Linked DNA regions of Homo sapiens: region 1 is linked to region 2. The links are chromatin contacts, found by Hi-C or POLR2A ChIA-PET in ENCODE. All regions are on one chromosome and are shown on one strand. The core of a region is the stretch at or near the end of the contact, and the rest is flanking DNA. Distances in the headings are between cores, read along the strand shown. Region 1 holds the start of DRC5 (dynein regulatory complex subunit 5). Region 2 holds the start of MYMX (myomixer, myoblast fusion factor).

The links. A loop is a pair of places that touch in the nucleus more often than their neighbours do. ChIA-PET counts read pairs that join two places held with the same protein, here RNA polymerase II (POLR2A). Pooled maps may share reads with other maps.
Region 1: a pooled map shows a loop between it and region 2 (3-fold over the local background). The contact joins the promoter of DRC5 here to the promoter of MYMX in region 2. A Hi-C loop is called at or near these places in 1 of 37 single-sample maps with no recorded cell type and 6 of 50 pooled maps. POLR2A ChIA-PET finds 5 or more read pairs at or near these places in 2 of 52 experiments (HEK293 and activated CD4-positive, alpha-beta memory T cell).

What each region holds. Positions count from the first base shown.
Region 1 is chr6:44,296,350-44,299,049 of GRCh38, forward strand. DRC5 (dynein regulatory complex subunit 5) reads right to left here and starts at 1,349. Exons shown (of 5, transcript NM_182539.4): 1 at 1,310-1,349. AARS2 (alanyl-tRNA synthetase 2, mitochondrial) reads right to left here. Exons shown (of 22, transcript NM_020745.4): 22 at 2,382-2,700. RefSeq lists a silencer at 1,263-1,342.
Region 2 is chr6:44,215,558-44,218,260 of GRCh38, forward strand. MYMX (myomixer, myoblast fusion factor) reads left to right here and starts at 1,369. Exons shown (of 2, transcript NM_001315494.2): 1 at 1,369-1,411; 2 at 1,893-2,677. The coding sequence starts at 1,915. The coding sequence ends at 2,169. RefSeq lists enhancers at 855-1,740, 1,741-2,626.

The DNA of each region.
Region 1 (2,700 bases), core at 99-2,598, 81 kb after region 2:
GGGTATAGGAGACTTCCGCAAGGCTGGACCACTGCCTGCATCCTTTGGAGGGTGCAAGGAGCCCAACAGAGTGCTGCAGAGTGGTGCTCTCCTGCCCCTGGCATATTCCCTCCACAGGAAGTCTCAGGTCTTCTCCATCCTTCCTCAGGTCCCCAGCTAAATCTAACCATTCTGGGTAGGAGCTCCTTCCACCTGCCCTAATGGGAACACGAGGAAGATGCTGTAGGTTTGCATTCTCACCTTCTTGTGCATCACAGTTCTGGTCCTCAACTGTCCCCTCCTCCCTTCCTCTTAGTGGAGAAGTGGAGACACCCGGCCCTCTTTGGGCAGACAGCGCCTCTGTGCCCGGGACACTTCCCCAGGAGCTGGCTTTGCACCCACTGCTCTGACTGCCTTCTCTGCCTTCTCAGCCGCTCCCACCCCAGATCCCCTCAGGAGAGCCCTCCTCTGTTCTCAGGGCTCTGGGCTTTTGTCTACAGCCACCTCCATATCCTTCATGCCCACCATGTCTTACTTTGGGGTAAGTCACTCCCAAGTTGGGAATTCCACTTGTGGAAGGGCAAAAAACTTTCTCCAACTGAGCCTCGGCCCGTGTGCTTGGACTTGGGCTGGGTGAAACCGCCAGTTCACTTACCACAGCCCCTGGGCTGGCCTCCTCCCAACTCCTGACCACTCAGGTCTGTTGTCTCAAAAGTGACTCCAGCGGCTCTGGAGTCTCCCACCCCTCCTCCCTACCTTCAGCTCAGACACCCCAGCAGAGAAGCTCAGCTCCAAAGGCCAGGAGTCCCTCCCCCATCCTACCTGGGGTGTAGAGGCGCTGGCTTCTCCTTGGTAACCCAGGGAAACCGGCAGTGCAGTGGGAGGTAGGGAGATGAGGAAGCTTCCGCACCCGCGGGAGGGATTACAGCCCTCGGGTGATGGGAACGGACGGCCTTTCGGAGAAGCCTAGGGCCCCAGGGCTTGGGACCGCTCTCCTCCACGCCCTACGGATGCCCCACTTTCCCCCTCTTCTTCCCAGTCCCTCCCCTCGCCTCACTCGGATCCCCAGCCCCGGGCCAGACGGTTTGCAGACAGTGACTGTGGTGGGGAGGAGGCGCGGGGCGTCCTCGCGTGGAGGGCGTGGGGTCTCCCGTGGGTACGGACCGGCGCTTCCCCGCCACGGAAAACGCAACCCAGGCAATGGCCGCCCGTGGGCTTCGGGCCGGTGTGGGCAGAGGACGCTAGAGGGGCTCCCGGGCCCAGCCGGCCAGAGGGGGCCCCGATAAGGGAGACCGGGGCTGGGTGTCCCCACTCCCGGAGGTCGCCTCACCCGCTCCGGGAGCCCCGGCGCTCGCCTCACGCAGAGTCCCGCGCGCCGGCGCAGGTCTTTGTCGTTGGGGACGCCCCGCGTTGCTAGGAGCGGGCCGGGCCGGGAGGACGAGCGCGCCGCTGCTTCCTCCGCTGCCGCTGCCGCTGCGCGCCAGGCACGCGGCTTACTCGCGCGCAGGGTGGCCAGGCCCGGCCTCGGGACGGTTCCGTGGAAGCGGCCGCTTTGCGGGTAGTGGGACTGTGGCCTTGCGCTATGCCCTGTGCTTCCGTGGGACGTGTCTAGGAACGGGTGGGCTTTCTGCGGGAGGCGGGGGTCGGGCAGGGCTGCTGGTCTGGAGTGCTTGTGCTCTCTTGGTAGCTTTTGTGTGGCAATGGATAGGGAGCTGGTCCAGGAAAAGCGTCTGTGGAAGAAGAGGAGGGTGGACGCACCTTCTCCAAGGCACCTGTAGAAGTCACTGGAACTCCCGTGAGGCCTCCTGTTGACCTTAGGCCCTGCGGGAGGGAGGGCACCTTCCACCTTTCCCCCAGCTGAAGGTCTGGTACCAGACGCAGGAAGGTTCCAGGCCAACACAGCGCTCCTTCACACAGTCCATGCCCTGTGCCAAACTCTCTTCCAGCCCTGGCGCGACAAGATGTGGTTGGGGCCCCAGATCTCCTGGAGGGCGAGAGGGACAGACCAGAGGGACGGCTAGTAAAAAAAAAGAAATTGGCCTTCAGGAAGGGAGAGGCAGCCAGGGTGGCGGGGCTTTCAAAGGGTAGCTTTGACTTCAGCTCTGCCGAGGACTACTAGTTGGTTACCCTGGATGAACATCTCGAAGCTCTGTTAACTCATCAATAAATCAGGGGTGCCAAAACTCATCTTGGCGCTCGCGGAGGAGCTTGAACCTGGGCCTGTGGTGAGCACTGCTAAACAGGCTACTGCCCCAGTGGCCAGGATGCTGCTTTGCAAGCAGTGAGGGGCCAGGCACCCGGGATTGGGTCCCTTCAAGCCCTCAGCAGTGCCTTACCAGCAAATCATCAGTGCCTTAATTAGAATGAGAAACTGCAGAAAATGATGCCAGGCGGGCCCACGCTGCTCGAATAATTTTTACTAGACAGAATTTGGTAGCCAGGGAGCCCTTGATTTGAAGATGGATCCCCTGAGGCCCTTTCCTTCATCTAGCAACAGAGATCTAGGAACAAAGGCAGAGGTCCAAAGTCTGGCTGTCTGAGGTGGACTCATTCTGGTAGGGAAGGAGGGCTTTCCTCCATCTCTGCTTCCTCCTGCTTTGAAGTGCCAATTTTCAGCTTCAGCTCAGGCTTGAGGCAGGTGCTGTACAACTTGTTTTAATAAGCATATTGTTTGTCTGACCCCGCTCTCCAGCCTCCTCACCTGCCCCTATCCCAGCTCAC
Region 2 (2,703 bases), core at 119-2,618:
GTGAGACCTTGCCTCAAAAAAATAATATAAATAAAATAAATAAAAATAAAAAACAGGCTGGGCGTTGTGGCTCACGCCTGTAATCCCAACACTTTGGGAGGCCAAGACGGGTGGAGCACCTGAGGTCAGGAGTTCGAGACCAGCCTGGCCAACATGGTGAAACCCCACCTCTACTAAAAATACAAAAATTAGCCGGGCATCGTGGCGGGTGCCTGTAATCCCAGCTATTCAGGAGGCTGAGGCAGGAGAATCGCTTGAACCTGGGAGGCAGAGGTTGCAGTGAGCCAAGATCATGCCACTGCACTCCAGCCTGGGTGACAGAGTGAGACTCCGTCTCAAATAATAATAATAATAAATAAATAAAAATTAAAAACAACATAAAACCCAGGCTATAAACCCAAAGAGATATACCCAGCTATCTCATAGAATTTCATTTAATCTGAGGGAGGAAAGCAGGTGGAGGAGAGGGTCTTGAAGTAAGCATCCAAGGGGGAATGCCACCCAGCTGTGTCCAGCTGTGCCCAGCTAGGAGATAGACTGTGCCTCTACTTTTCTTCCCCCAGGAGAGGGCCCACAGGGGCCTGCTTGGGTCCTAGTCTCCCTGTCCCAGCCACTGAGCATGCCTGGTGCTCAGGTGTGTGTGCAGTCTGCAGACTCACTGCTTCTGAGGTTTAGGCAAGTGGGTCTCATATATTGTCCTGTTCCAGTTACTCCTTCCAGTTACTCCCACTTACTGAGGCTACAGCGGAGAGGACTGGAGCCCAGAAGAGTCAACGTTCTTAAGGAAACACAATTAGAAAGTGCAGTCTGGGCTGGGCACGGTGGCTCAGGCCTATAATCTCAGCACTTTGAGAGGTCGAGGCGGGTGGATCACTTGAGCTCAGGAGTTTGAGACCAGCCTGACCAACATGGTGAAACCCTGTCTCTACTACAAATACAAAAAAATTAGCCTGGCATGATGGCACACTCCTATAATCCCAGCTACTTGGGAGGCTGAGGTAGGAGAATCGCTTGAACCCAGGAGGCAGAGGTTGCAATGAGCCGAGATCCTGCCATTGCACTCTAGCCTGGGCAAAAAGAGCAAAACTCTGTCTCAAAAAAAAAAAAAAAAAAAAGAAGAAGAGAAAGAAAAGAGAAAGTGCAGTCTGGGTTCCAACTCGAGGGAAATCCTGCATATGTTCCCTTCCCTCTCCTCCCCCTAGACTGGGAAGTGGGGGCCAGCCCAGCTGCCCGCTCCCCTCAATATACCAGGTGCCAGAACACAGCTGTTTCTTCATTGTTCCCCAACCCAGGCGGACTGTAATTGGTGGGGCAGAGCAGGGCGGGGCTACCCCTGTGCTGAATCCAGTGGGGCTATCTCCACTCCAGGCAAATCCAGCCAGAGACTGATTCTGAGCAGCAGTTCTGCCCGGTGAGAGCTGCCGTGGATTGGTGGGGGTAGGGGACTGAGAGGTCAGGGAGTGTCAGGTCAGGGTGGATCAGGAGCCCCAAAAGAAAAATTGAGAATTGCCTGGAGAAGAACTCCTGCTAGACTGAGGGAGAAGGGTTAGGGAACTCCAGGGGCATTGAGGCTGTGCAAGAGGAGGGGGTGACTAGAGGAAGGGAGGGGCCAGGGAGCAGTAGGAATGCCTGGAGCTGGGAACGGCAAGCTGTAGGTCTTGGTTTACTCTTGCCTTGGTTCAGTCTCCCCATCTGTGCTATGGTGAGAACCTTCCTGCCTCAGCTGCCTTGCCAAGAGAAAGGGCTTCATGAAAGCAAAAATGACCTACAAATTGAGGTCAGGAGCAGGAAGGTGTAAACTGAAGGGAGGGGGAACTCCTGCCCACCCCATGTCCTTGCCAGGTGAGGCAGAACCAGGACATGCAAGCCTAAAGTCTGTGTTGTCTTCCCAGGCACTGACTCACTGGCCCTGCCATGCCCACGCCACTGCTCCCGCTGCTGCTTCGATTGCTGCTGTCCTGCCTGCTGCTGCCTGCTGCCCGCCTGGCCCGCCAATACCTCCTGCCCCTGCTGCGCCGATTGGCCCGCCGCCTGGGCTCCCAGGACATGCGAGAGGCTTTGCTGGGCTGTCTGCTGTTCATTCTCAGCCAGCGACACTCGCCAGACGCTGGGGAGGCCTCAAGAGTGGACCGCCTGGAGAGGAGGGAGAGGTTAGGCCCCCAAAAGTGAGGCCACAAGTCCTGGCAGCAGCTGTATCCACAAAATGCTTTCTTTTGGAGTAGGATAATCCTGGCACCAGCACTGACCGAAGCCTGCCCAGTGGACAGAAGATATAGTGAGGGTTGTGCATGAGAGGGATCTGCCACAGACATGCCTCTCCACTCCCAACAGAAATGTCTTTCTGGAAGAATGCCTTGCATCTAGCACAAAACTGATTATTGCCCCTCTGTCCTCCAGCAGTTCCTCCCAAAGACCACTCCTAATCACCTCTGGCCTCAGGCGGGAGGGGAACTAACACCCACCCACCCCTGCCCTCCCTGCAAATGGGAACATCAAGGTTCCCAGTGCTTAACTGAGGGACAAGTGACAATTTAGCAGAGAGGCAAGATTTGAATCCAGACTGTCTTCCAGACTCAGGACCTACCTTAAAATAATATCTGAGTTGCTTATGGAGGCAGACCTGCCTGCAAAGCCCAGCACTCAGCAAGTGCTCAATAAATATTTGATTTGAATTCTTTCCATGGCTTTGAAAGTCTAATCACC